4 separate regions of the Homo sapiens genome follow, and all the other regions are linked to region 1. Evidence: chromatin contacts called from ENCODE Hi-C data. All regions are on one chromosome and are shown on one strand. The core of a region is the stretch at or near the end of the contact, and the rest is flanking DNA. Distances in the headings are between cores, read along the strand shown. Region 1 overlaps LIMS1 (LIM zinc finger domain containing 1). Region 2 overlaps SH3RF3 (SH3 domain containing ring finger 3). Region 3 holds the start of SH3RF3-AS1 (SH3RF3 antisense RNA 1). Region 4 has its middle 100 kb from the start of SEPTIN10.

Region 1 (3,165 bases), core at 323-2,822:
AGGAAAACCCCTTCTCTGTTTTTCCTCCAGTCATTGACAGAGATACCAGCTCTGTTGTCATGTAGAATTAAAGTTTTGAATTTTTAAAATAAACCTTATTTTGGAATAATTTTAGATTTATAGAAAAGTTGCAGAGGTCAGGAGCTCAGATAATCCTCACATAGTCCTCACCTAGCTTCCCCTCTTGTCAGCACCTTCCATTATCTTCATCATGTCTTTTTTCTATGCCATCAATCAGTCGAGGATACCACATTGTGTTTAGCCGTGGTTGAATTTTTAAATGATTTCTGATTATAAGTTCTCATCTACTGCTGAGAAAAATAACCATTTTCTGACTAGCAGGCAGTACACCGTTATGGTTTAAAACCAGGCTGAGGCCAGGTTTCAGTTTTTCACTCAATTACGTAATAACTGTATAGTAAGTTACACTTTCTATGTCTTGTCTCATCACCTTTGAAATGGGAATAATAATAGTACTGTTTCATTAGATTATTGTAAAAACTAAATTTGGTAAGTGTATGCAAAGTGCTTATCACAGTTCTGGGCGCATAAGAAGCACTCAATACATCTAGCTCTTGACCAAGGTGCTATTTCCTAAATTATATTGAGCCCCGGGGAAGGAATAATCAGAGCCTTTATTTCTTCCCCAAGGCTCTGATTTAAAAAATAACCTATCAATGTTTTTTTTCACTTTCCTTAGAAATAGTGCACTTGCTTTGGTTCTATATAGTGGTCTCATTACATTTTGAGGTATTTCACTTCTATTTTGGGAATTTTTGTTCAGTAGAACATAGTTCCCTAGAGTGTTTTGATCAATCAAAAATATTGGCTCTAGGCTGGGTGCAGTAGCTCACGCCTGTAATCCCAGCTCTGTGGGAGGCCGGGGCGTGGGGATCGCTTGAGCTCAGGAGTTCGAGACCAGCCTGGGCAATGTGGCAAAACCCTGTCTCTACAAAAATACAGAAATTAGCTGGGCGTGGTGGCATGAGCCTGTAGTCTCAGCTACTAGGAGGCTGAGGTGGGAGGATTGCTTGAGCCAGGGAGGCAGAAGTTGCTGTGAACCATGATCTAAAATATATATATATATATATACACACATATATATACACATATATATAAAATATATACACACATATATAAAATATACACACATATAAAATATATATATACATATATAAAATATATATACATATATTATATATACACATATATAAAATATATATACATATATTATATATACACACATATATATATACACACACATATACACACACACACACACACACACACATATATATATATATATACATATATATATGCCCTAAGAGTGAGTTTTTTCTCTTGGCAGGGGTTCTTGAGATCAGGATTGGAGGATTAAAACTTCAGGCCTTTCTTTTATTAGTCTCACAGAGTGACTGGTTTGATTTGTGTTTTAGAATTAGAATCACCTTCTTCACCAGACTTCCTTTGCATGAAGCAGTAGGAGCAAGTGGCTGCTTGACCAGCTTGAGCTCTAAAGTGTGTTTGTGGTATGAAGTGTTCTCAGAGGAACCGAAATCGGTGTGGTCACACATCATCAGTGCCTCTTCATACACCCACGCTCTCCTGAAGTTTGCTGTTTGTATTGCTTCCAGTGCGTGTTGCTGTTCAACAGTACCCTTGGTTTCAGCGTAGTTGCTATGATGAAGAAAACCTGTTAGAATCTGCCTTTTTTTTTTTTCCAGAACTGTTGGAAACATTGAATAATTCCATGTACTCTAAAAGGAAATAAAGTCTTTTGGGTAATTTGGACCCAAAGACTCCTAAGGAATCTAGGAATTCAGTTACATAGAAGGTCACTTCTTTCACTAGCTTTTGCCTCCAAACCTGCAGGAGAAAACCAGCTGAAGAGGAATACTCATATGAGTGGGGACTGCACCTGAGCACCTCACGAGGCTCCTTTCAGAACCCTCAAACCGACCATTCACAATATTCACGTGGACTAGGTCTGGGTCATTTGGAGAGAGAGAAGGTGTGGGCTGGCTGAGGTGTCTGGGTGGTTTCTAGTCAGTGTTTACACTCCGGGGCTTGCGCTGCGGCTCCTGCGCCTGTCATGCACCCAGTTTCCCAGAAGCTTCCGGGGTTAGGTTGTCAGTGTTGAGAGGCAGTGCTAGTTCAGACTTGACCTTGTGATGGTCTGTGGGGGAGAATGTTTTAGGCCCTGGGACAGTGCAGTTTAATGACTGAAACAGGAATCTTTGAGTCAAATCAACTTGGGTTGGATCCACACACTCTTATTGGTTGTATTGTTTGGTCAAGTCGTTTAACTGCTTTAAGACTCAGTTTCCCCATCTGTAAATGGGTATAATCACAATACATGCCTCATAGGGTTGAGATGGAGGTTAATAACACATAATGTGCTGGGTAGGTACTCCAACGTCAGTTGTTAGTAATAATTATATTACATAAATAGTTGAGAGACTGAGCTTTACAATACAAGCAAACATTTTTATGTCCTAGCTTTTTTCTTTTGTAAACTCGTAAAAGTCTTTATTATTAGAGTCAAAGTAGGTTTAAAACGCTTACGTTTCTGTGGACAAGATTAAGGCAACATGAAGTACATCTGGCTCATGCTGTAGTTCACCAGGTCTGTTTGTTGCTATGTCCACAAAAGAATGTGGGGAGAAACGTTAGCAGTGTGGGTGCTTCCTGCCTCCCTCCCTGGCCCTCTGTGTCCAGTCTGCCCTTCTGCCCTCCCTCCCTACACATCTCTGTGTCCACTCTCCTTGCTGTTCTCTCTGTCACCACCCTGGCTAGCTCAAGCTGCTGTCTGTTCCATGGACTGCCATGTGGCTCTGCACAGCTGTGCTGGTCCTTACCCTGGGGCCTTTGCTGCCTCAGAGAGAGGGGTCCTCAGCAAACAGGTGGGATCTTGTCAGTACCCTGCTTAAGACACGGGCGGCCCTTGGCTCTCAGGGTGAAGAACACCAGGTCCTTCGAAACATGCCACCACCCATGTCTCTTGTCTCATTTCACCTCCTAGCCCTCCCCTCAGCCACAGGGTCAGGCCCTCTTGCTTTTGAGCCTGGTTTCTTGGATCAGATCCAGTGTTTCTGTCTCAGGAAGCTTGCCCCTGCTGTCCTGCTCCCCTCCCTGCTGTCAGCATCCACTCTGCACCCTACTTTC
Region 2 (3,338 bases), core at 535-3,034, 600 kb after region 1:
ACTGAATTCAATAAATGACTGATTGAGCACCTGCATTGGTGTAACTGGTGGGCTTTGCGGAATTCCAGGGAGATAGCGAAACTTGGAATGTAAGCTGGTGAATGGGTGGTTGGTGCGGCTTGCCGGGCAATGGTCCGAATCGAGCCTCTGGGTGGCTGTGGTTTTGTTTGGCTTCTGGATGACTTGTCAGGGTACCAGCCACTGGTGTCTGATCTGGGATTTTCTTCCTCCTCTTCTTGACTCCTCACTTCCCTCCAACTCCATGAAATGAGGCTGCCCAGAAAAGGCTGAAGGAAGTCAGTTGGCTCGCTATGGAGGAGGGGCAGTTTTCAATTAGAGTCTGACCATGTTGTCGGGAAAGTAGGGGACTGCTTTGGCTGGTTATACGTGACTATAAATCCCAACTTGGACAGTATTTCATTTAGAATCCTGACAAGGAAAAACAATACAAAAGTCTCAAAATGAATTTGTTAGCAACCATCCTGACTGCATTGTGAGGCTTTCCGACAGCTCCAGGGAGGTTGGCTTGAGGTAGCTTTGCCCAGCTGGCTGGAGAAATGAGATCAAGTGGAGTGGCTTGAGGAGAAGTCGGCTGACCCACACATTTGACAGATCTTTTGGGTTCATTGATCTTTGTCAATGTTTCTTCTCCAGATAGCAACCTCCCTTTTCTTGTGTTAAATGGACTCACCTGATTGTAATCACAGAACTAATTGTTGTATAATAAAGACCCATTCTCTCTTTGCCCGTGGCCCAAAGCAGCCTTCTCCCCCACCCGTCAGTTCCCTCTGCCCCTGGTATTTCCCTGCTGGAGGAGTTAGACCTCCTGGTGAGCTGGTGTGGGGTAGGTGCCATACCAGGCTGGGCACTGGAAGAACAAGGGTGGATCAGACACAGTCTTGGCTTTATGGAACTTCTGTTGGGTGGGGGAGAAAGATGATTGGAATATAGTGGATGATGAAAAGACAGATGCTGCCCACACATCCCAGGGAAGCCCTGTGCTGAGCGGTGTGCAGGTGTCGGCAGCAGGGTAGGAGTGCACTCTGAGCAGGTGGAGGATGCAGTCCTGGGAAGGCTCGGAGGAATCTGAAAGCACAGTCAAGCAGTTGCATCACTTTGGGTGCTCTGGGCTGCAAGTCATGAACACCCAGTTTTTAAACTGGGTTTAAACCACATGGGCGCGGTTGCTTATTCTCTTCCTTGGCAAGAACTCTGGAAGTAGGTGGTCCCAGGGCTGCTTCTGAGCTCAGTGATGTACTCAGGACATGGCTCTTCCTCCCTCTTTGCCCTTCCACACCCTGGTGTGTCCATAGCATAAGGCTATGTGTACGCCAAACGCAGCCCGGGCATCTTGTCCTCCAGTGATAACTGCTGGGTGACAGGAGGGACGGACCAGGGCTCCTCAAACCTCCCTCATTTTATTAGGGAAGAAAGTGTTCCCAGAAGCATCCAGGACACTTCCCCTTATATCTCACTGGTGAGGACGTGGCCCCAGGATCTGCAGGGAGCCTGGAGAAGGGCATATCTGCCATCTGAAGCCTCTATCACCTAACAGGGGGCTGGGCTCTTAAAGCAAGGAAGATGGGGGCATTGGGTGGACACCAGCTGTGTCCAACACAGCAGGCACCTTTGAGCCATGTCAGGGCAGCAAACTGTGTGTCTACACAGGCATACTAAGGTCAGGTCAAGATGGCTTCATCTGTCACGTGTCAGAGCCTGGCCTTTATCCTTTACCTTGAGTGGGGAACGTGGGGATGGTTTTAAATAGGAACGTGACGTGGTCTCACTGTGGTGTGGTGTGATAGGGTGTGGTGTGGTGTGGTGGATGGGCTGGAAGGGCAGGGTTACAGCCCGTGGGTCGTTCTGAGGTCACTGAAGTAACCCAAGCCCATGAGGCAAAGCCTCCCGGGACACTGGTGTCAGAGTGTGGAGGAAGCTGACTCAGTGACTGCCCTCAGAGGCCTGGAGCAGTCCCTGCAAAAGACCTGTGGATTGGGTGGACGTGGCGGGCAGGGGAGGGAGGAGCTCTGAGACCAGCCCTGCAGTTCTGGTTGGAGGAAATGGAGGGCAGGCAGTGGTCACTGGACGGCGAGGAGGAAGGGGTGTTTCTGCCAATTGTCTTGGGTGTGCCGGGTGCCCCCATGCTGCGTCTAGGTAGGGGCCTCAGCAGGCTGTTGGAGGTGAGGCTAAGACGCAGACTGGAAGTGACTGGAAATAAAGCTGTCAGCATGTGGTTTATGGGTAAAACCACAAGAGATAAGATCACCCAAAGGGAGTGGCCCCAAAAGCTGGGGCAGAAGGGCTTGCCTTATTCTCCTGGGAGCATTGCTACCCTGGCAGAGGAGGGGCCTTGGGGCTGTGGGGGCAGCAGGAGGCCGGGGCCACGTGTGCTGTGTAGAGAGTTCTTGTGTAACAAACCTGCACACTGTGTACATGTACCCTAGAACTTAAAGTATTAAAAAAAAAGAGTCATAGAAAAGAGAAAAAAAAAAAAAGGAGTGGAGCCCAAGCCAGCCAGGCCCTGGCGTAGAAGACCTGTGAGACAAGGACTAAGAAATTTCATTGACATGAAACAAAAGGGGGATGATTGAAAGACAGCCAAACAGGAATCCTTTTTGAGGAGGACATCTGAACAGCCCTGGAAGAACGTCTCTGCCTGACACTCTTGCTGGCATCTGTGGGCTCTCTCTGTCCCGTGGACAGGACAATCAGAAGATGGGCTCCACTCCAGCTGCAACTCTGGTGACATTTAGCTGTGTGGCCTTGAGCCTGTGGCTTCACCCCTCTGGACTTGCGTCCTCACCCCTAAAGGGGAGCAAGATCTATGTATATTGGAGACTGAGTTCCAAGGGCTGCTGGGGGTGACGCGGACAGCAGTGTTTTGGGAGATCTGAGACTTGGAGGGTGGTAGGCACTGACACCACAGCCCAGGAGCTCTGCACCAGCTGTAGTGAGCTGAGGAGAGAAGGGGCACGTCGCTGAGCTCACACATCTTGGTGGAGGCAGAGTAAGATCTCAAATAATCTGAGAAAACAGCTTTTGTACTTCTAACCAGTAAAGCTGTCCATGGAAAAAATGAGCAGCGTTAAACCTTCAGTGGGACGACTAACCTCCATACACATCACAATTGACCGTGTTAAGCATCTACGTGTCTTTCTGTGTTTCTCTCTCTCTGAGCATTGCTCAATTATGGAATAAGAAGTCTGTAACCTCCCCTCATGGTCCCTGCCCCCTTACTAATGTCACGGGCAGAGGAAACTGGAGGGTAGGGGAGAAGGCCACTTTGGGTCATGGGTAAAGAGAGAATAAGTCTTCATTATACAATTGTTTTGTGATTA
Region 3 (3,296 bases), core at 73-2,572, 520 kb after region 1:
AAAAGACTCGGACGCTTGGAGGAGGCAGGGCCAAGCCTGCGCAGGAGAGGTTCCCCGGAGCCCTGGAGATGTCCTAGGGGACCAGGCTAATCGCCGGCTTGCGCCCAAGCGAAGGGAAGTCCTGCAGGCACGGCGCCTCCTTCCCTGAGCCCCGCAGTGACCGTGACCTCCGCGCGCACCCCCGCGCACGTGCTCGCGGCCGAGGAAGAGGAACGGTCCTGCTGAATCCTCTGGAGGACAGCGACTAGCGAGCAGGCCAGGGGCGCATGGAGGTGCCGCGGGGGCGGTGCGGCTCGCCAGCTGCGCGGAGGAGCGTGCACGCCGCGCCCCGGCCTCCCCGGGGACCTGGCCGGCCGCTGCCCGCACTTCCTGCCGCTGGTCTCCCAGGCGCGAGCCGCCGCTTGCAGCACAGAACCCGTTGAGCTTCGTGCCCGGCAGCACCCCCGGTCCCCCGCGCGGGGCGGACTTGCGGCGGGACAGGTGTAGCCCGCAGCCGCAGGCGCTGCGCTCAGGACTGGGCGGGCTCGGCTGGCCGGTCCCCGCCACGCAGGCCGGTCCCCGCCACGCAGGCCGGTCGGTGAGCCACTTCGCACCGCCACAGCCCTAGCATCGGGCCACCAGCCGGGGTGAAGAAAGTCACGGCGGAGCCCGGCTCCCCAGTCCTGATGCTGGCTGCCGGTGGCGGGCTCCACGCCGGCCCCGGGACCTAGGCAGCCGCGCGAGACCGCTGCGGGCGCCTCCCCCATGCTGCTCGGAGCGTCCTGGCTGTGCGCATCCAAGGCGGCCGCCGCTGCTGCGCAGAGCGAGGGCGACGAGGACAGGCCAGGCGAGCGACGGCGGCGTCGGGCGGCGGCCACCGCCGCGGGGGCGGGCGAGGACATGGACGAGTCGTCGCTGCTGGACCTGCTGGAGTGCTCCGTGTGTCTGGAGCGCCTGGACACCACGGCCAAGGTGCTGCCATGCCAACACACTTTCTGCCGCCGCTGCCTGGAGAGCATCGTGTGCTCGCGCCACGAGCTGCGCTGCCCCGAGTGCCGCATCCTGGTGGGCTGCGGCGTGGACGAACTGCCCGCCAACATCTTGCTGGTGCGACTGCTGGACGGCATCCGTCAGCGGCCCCGCGCGGGCACCAGCCCCGGCGGCAGCCCGCCCGCGCGTCCCATCCCAGGCCAGAGTGCGGCCCCCACGCTCGCGGGCGGCGGGGGCGGCGCGGCAGGCAGCACCCCGGGTTCCCCGGTTTTCCTCTCCGCGGCCGCGGGCAGCACCGCCGGCAGTCTGCGGGAGCTGGCGACCAGCAGGACCGCGCCGGCGGCAAAGGTGAGTATCTGTCTCGGCGGAAGTGGCCACGGCACGTGGGAGTGTGTGGGTGGGTGCTTGGGCGTGGGGGGCAGTGATGAGGTGCGGAGGAGACCACGGGTGGTCCTGCGTTGGCCCACTCCGCTGTTGCTCTTCCTCCAACTTCGCTTGCTTGGTGGCGGCATCCGGCCCCTGGGCAGCTCGCCGCTTGTTCACGTGTGTCCCATCCTCCTGTGGAGTGGGCACGCCTTCCTGTCCCGTCGCTCACCCCCGATTCCTTGGCCGGACTTGTTACCCTGCCTCTTAAACTTAGCATCGCCCTTGCGTCTCCCTAGAAACGGGGACCTTCTTCCTCTGGGTCCCCAGACACTCCCTCTGCACACCCTGGGCCTGCCTAGAGAAAAGTTAGCCCTTAACGTTTCTGACAGGGCTCTGATGGCTGCTCTGGGAAGCCCGCGGGCCTCCTGCCTGCGGTGTGGCTAAGGAGGGGAGGGCAGAAGGCAGAGTGGGACTGGGGTTTGGAGGAATGCTTCTAGTAGTCTGGAAGGAGTTAATCTGGAGGCCCCAGGAGCCTTTTGACCCAGCCCTTTTGGACTTGGCAGTGTCTAACCAGAAGCCAAGGTCTTCTCCTGGGCTCCCAGGCAGGGTTGCATTCCCACGGGGGTCATTTATATTTATTATTATTATTTTTGGTACAGCCGCATTTTAGGGCCTTCGCTGCTTCTGTTTTAGACGAAAGATCTTCTCTGGATGGCTTCAATGATTTGGTTTTAAAAGCTTCTTACAGCTTCTTATTACACACCCTTGCCACCTTGTGAACAGTTACCAGGAGAGAGGGCATGGGATGCTGGTTTAAATGAGAAAAGAAAGGACCCGGGTTTTGTTAATTTCTTTAAATGGAGAAAAGCACTTAAATGTTAAAAAAAATACATTATCTATTGGAATAATCATTTGCTTTAGAAACACAACTTTATTCCTCTACTTTTGACCATTTAAGGAGTTGGTGATGCCTAGTCCTTCCACTATGTGTAATCCTGAAATGCTGGGAACATTCTAGCACCTGGATTAGGCAGTACTGCAAATCTCTAAGGTTAAGGTTAGGAACTTAAACCCTTGGATGTTGAGCTTGAGTTAAATGCCATACTTTGCTGCAATGGGTTTTTTTTTCTATGGATCAGGAAGAATGGGGACAGTCAAGGATAGTCACTGGGGGTCACTTGGGGGGCACTGCTGAAGGGGAATTTTTTTCTTTGGTTTTAATTGTGATTAAATCCAGCTAAATGCTTGCGTTAGAAATTTTCAAACTTTTCCTTCCTGGCCTTGCTGTTTTTGATGTAAGGTATTTATAATTAAATATCTTTATTTGCAGAATAAGTGGGTTACCTTCTTCTGTTCTGATAAATTATGTGATATTCGGAGCCCCGCTTCTAGTAAAACGCTGGGACATTCTGATGACCATCTGTTTACAGATGTCCTCTCAGTTTATCTTGGGGGACTTTGTGTTTGACCAGGAGGTTAGGAGGTAACCTCTGACATGTGACAGGCTGAAGCTTTGATGCCACTCCGGGAATTCTGTGGCATTTGTAGTACCTTTTAGAACTTGTCAAAGGGGTTGAAGCTTGGAACTTTTTAGTAGTGACATTTAGTATTAGCAGGAAATTGATGTTTTACTCACCATATGTTGAGACCCTTGGTTGACTTTCTTTATGGGTGCATAGTCATGTTCATGACTTTTTGTGTTTTTGGGATGTTTCTGGATGTTGTTTAATAGACGAGCACTTATTTAACTAATAAGCAGGAGTCCCGCATGGTGTATTCACACTACACTAGCACTATACTACCATGCTGGGATAATAGCATTAGGTCCAGCACATGCTTCGGGAGTGGGAAGGATTGTAATAGCATATCAGGCATTGAGCAACCCTATACAGTTGGTTGACAAAGATTTCGGCTGAAAATTACTTTTGGTACTTTACTGTCCATTGGAATTGCTTGACTCC
Region 4 (3,219 bases), core at 278-2,777, 900 kb after region 1:
GGCAAGTCAGCCACAGAGGCTGAGCAAGAAAGAGAAGCCGGGCAGGCTGGGCACCCTGGAGAGCCCTCAGGTAGCATCTTTGACTTTCCCCCTCCCAGGTGCTCCTGTCTCTCCCAGAGCCTCCACCCTGGGTGCCCCAAGACCTAAGACCCCTCACATGACTCTGACCCTGACCCCTCCTCACCCCCTCCTGGGCCAGCAAGGGAGCAGCCGCCTGCTATTCACCTCCAGTTCTTCAGGTCCACCATGACTTTGGCCATTGCCATGGCAACCATCTTGCACGTGGGTGGCCTGGCAGCCTCTTTCTGTCCTGGGTGGCTTCTCAGTCACCTAAGGGAGGGAAACCTGCAAGAGCCCACACAATACTTTCCCCTGCACAGAGCTGAAGGTGCAAGGCCCGAAGGAGCCAGCGGACGGATGTGCTGCCCTTCCTGGGGCAGTTCTGAGGCACCCCATGCCATGCCACCCCAGCTCCTTCCCTGGCACAATGCCCCGACCTTCCACTCCCGTGCCCTGGAATTTCTTCCCAAAAGAAAGCACCTGCACAGTAGACCTGTCTCAGCACCCAGGCCCCATGGATTCACACCTGACACACCACACACACCTCATGTGCATGCACACACATCCCACATGCACACACCCCACACATGTACACATGCATGCATATACTCCACATGCACACACCTCACACATGTACACATGCATGCACACACCTCCCGTATGCACACACTTCACACATGTACACATGCATGCACATACTCCACATGCATACACACTATATGCACACCACACACATCACACACGTGCACATATAGACACTCCACATGTACACACACCACATGTACACACACCACATGTACACACACCATACCCACATGCACACATTATATGCACATACACACACACTGCATGCACACACCACACAAGCCACGTGCATGCACAAACACACGTCCACACACTATATGCACATGCGCACACATCACTTGCACATTTGCACACACACCCTTCTCCCAGTTCTAGGACACCTGCGTAGATGAGGCTTTGCAGGAGGAGTGCCACAAGGGAAGGAGGGAGGTGGGTGCCCATGGAGGCTGTAGTCTGTGCTGCCTCACCTCCCCAGAGCCAGCCTGTGGCTACAGAGGATGTGGCCAGGGGTGTAGGGGATTGGGTATCACCAGCAAACCAAGCCCTCACCCACAGCCACATTCTAACTTCAGCATCCAACAAAGCACTTCAGCTACCCCAGGGGGACCACCGTGATGGTGGCCGATGAGCAAATCCTAGAAGAGCAAGCAGCCGGGTGGAGCCCAGGCAGCCTCCTGGGCCTGGGGGCCTTCTGGTCCCCAGTGAGTCTGCGGCTCCATGTCAGAGTTCTCCTCACCACTCAAAGCTAGAACGGAGAAGGGCCTTAATGTGGGCATGTTCCCACGGTCCTTAGAAAGGCAGTAAGCCTGGTTTATGTTGCTCCATCAAGTGCTCTTGCAGCTCTGAGGTTTGGTTGAAACTTAAACTCAGCATCAAGCTAGCCGGGCCAGATTCTGAGCTTATGTAACGCCCTGGAAACTCCCATGTGCTGGACTGGCTGTTTCTGGAATCTTATTATGATTCATAACTTGGTTACGGCTCTGAGCTGGTAAATACGGAGTTTCTGCTGTGGACTCAGAAAACCACGTTATAAAACACAGACCAGGGCTGTTAGGAAAACGCAGCCCCGGGTGTGCGAGTGCCCACAGCTGCAGCCCATCCGCCCACCGCCCCCAGGGCTAGTGAATTATGACTGTGCACAGCTCAGACCTCCATGGATGAAAGGCAGACTCACAGGGCCCTGTACGAGTTCAGTGTGGGGCACTTGGCTGTGTGTTGGAACCAGCCTGTGTGCAGGCCAGGCGGGATGCCGCAGGGAAGCCCTGGTGTGGGACCAGGGCCGTCCCTAGAGTTGGGCTCTTTCCCCTGTGTACAGACCCCCACGCAGGGACCTTGAGCCTGCAGTGCTCTGCCAGAGTGGCCTCAGGTGTGGCTACAGCCTGGACTGGAGTTTTCCTTCCCCTCATTTTTCACTTTCAGTCGCTGTGGGACCGATTGGTCTCTGGACTCTTCTTGCAGCTTTATTCCATGGTTCGAGGTCCACAGCTTGACTCCCTTGGGGGTTTGGGTGCCAGGGGAGAGGGCTGCCCCCCAGGCCCTGGGCACGGCGGTCACTTTCTCACTGCCTCCTCCTTTCCCTGGTCAGGTGGTGCTTCCCACCCTCCCTCCCTCTCATCTTCCCCCATGCCCCTCACACACTTCCCTCTCCTCAAGCCTCTGACTTCCATTAGCCAGAGATGCCTGGGACATGGAGCCAACCACATCTGCCAACTCTCATGCCCAGAGCCCTGCCCTGGGGCCTGAATGCAAGTCCAGGGATGACCTTTGCCCTGGAAATCACTTGTGGCCTCTGTCTGCTGGGCATAGGGTTTACCGCACATGCTGGATGTGGGTCCAGGTCTGCACTCAGCCTGGATGACCAATGGCGGCCAGGGCCAGGAGGGTTCTCCAGGCATTGGGAATAGACTAAATGGAAACTCGGCGGCACCCAGCACCCCATGATGGCGAGCTTGGCACACCCCTTGACGCCAAACAGTGTGCCCCACATGATTCAGTGTAAGTTGAGGAGGGAGGGCCTACAGGCAGTGGCTGAGAGAAGGGGGCCTGCAGGCTGGGGGCAGAGTGGCTATGCCCTCCCTGGAGGGTCCGTGGGGGATGTGGAATGTCCTGCCTATTGCTAACTTGCTTCATCTCATGGCTGGCCAGACTCCAGGACAAAGCCCTGGTGGAGTGGAGGACAAGAGCCATTGGCAGTGCAGGCCCTTCCTTCCCTTCCTAGGCCCCAGATCTCAAACCCACCTCCCCACTGAGGACCTCAGGAGAGCGCCTCATCCCCTCAGCCAGATCTCCAGCACCCCAAACTCGGCCATGGCTACAGAGACGCTTCTTCCCAGGGTAGGAGTAGTAGTCTGTTTTGCGTTGCTACAAAGGAATACCTGAGGCTGGATAATTTATCAAGAAAAAAGGTTTATTTGACTCATGGTTCTGCAGGTTGTACAGGAAGCATGGCACCAGCATTTGCATCTGGTGAGGCCTCGGGAGGCAAAAGTGGAGCAGGAGGGGTAGGGGCCGTGGCGGACTTTTTCAAACGATCAGATCTCATATGAACTAACAGAGCAAGAGCTCACTCATTAC

The links. Hi-C counts contacts between places; a loop is a spot of excess contacts on that map. Pooled maps may share reads with other maps.
Region 2: a map with no recorded cell type shows a loop between it and region 1 (6-fold over the local background). The contact joins two enhancer-like sites. A Hi-C loop is called at or near these places in 6 of 37 single-sample maps with no recorded cell type and 12 of 50 pooled maps.
Region 3: a pooled map shows a loop between it and region 1 (6-fold over the local background). The contact joins the promoter of SH3RF3-AS1 here to the enhancer-like site in region 1. A Hi-C loop is called at or near these places in 4 of 37 single-sample maps with no recorded cell type and 6 of 50 pooled maps.
Region 4: a loop to region 1 is called in a pooled map, with 13 times the contacts of the local background. The contact joins two enhancer-like sites. A Hi-C loop is called at or near these places in 5 of 37 single-sample maps with no recorded cell type and 9 of 50 pooled maps.

Annotation. Positions count from the first base shown.
Region 1 is chr2:108,610,764-108,613,928 of GRCh38, forward strand. All of the region lies in intron 1 of LIMS1 (LIM zinc finger domain containing 1), which reads left to right. Among named protein-coding and RNA genes, the nearest start is that of LIMS1-AS1, 66 kb to the right of the region's middle. RefSeq lists an enhancer at 1,619-1,678. Within about 2 kb of position 1,573, at least 14 of the 41 ENCODE cell types and tissues checked have a DNase peak (open chromatin) inside an H3K27ac peak, as active enhancers do.
Region 2 is chr2:109,211,992-109,215,329 of GRCh38, forward strand. All of the region lies in intron 1 of SH3RF3 (SH3 domain containing ring finger 3), which reads left to right. It also overlaps a transcript of RANBP2 not described here. Among named protein-coding and RNA genes, the nearest start is that of MIR4265, 72 kb to the left of the region's middle. RefSeq lists enhancers at 2,133-2,182, 2,223-2,272. Within about 2 kb of position 1,785, at least 7 of the 41 ENCODE cell types and tissues checked have a DNase peak (open chromatin) inside an H3K27ac peak, as active enhancers do.
Region 3 is chr2:109,128,797-109,132,092 of GRCh38, forward strand. It overlaps SH3RF3-AS1 (SH3RF3 antisense RNA 1), which reads right to left and starts at 1,323. Exons shown (of 1, transcript NR_029193.1): 1 at 1-1,323. SH3RF3 (SH3 domain containing ring finger 3) reads left to right here and starts at 409. Exons shown (of 10, transcript NM_001099289.3): 1 at 409-1,317. The coding sequence starts at 745. It also overlaps a transcript of RANBP2 not described here. RefSeq lists silencers at 65-134, 145-194, 225-424.
Region 4 is chr2:109,512,649-109,515,867 of GRCh38, forward strand. It overlaps a transcript of RANBP2 not described here. Among named protein-coding and RNA genes, the nearest start is that of SEPTIN10, 100 kb to the right of the region's middle. RefSeq lists an enhancer at 1,202-1,451. Within about 2 kb of position 1,528, at least 11 of the 41 ENCODE cell types and tissues checked have a DNase peak (open chromatin) inside an H3K27ac peak, as active enhancers do.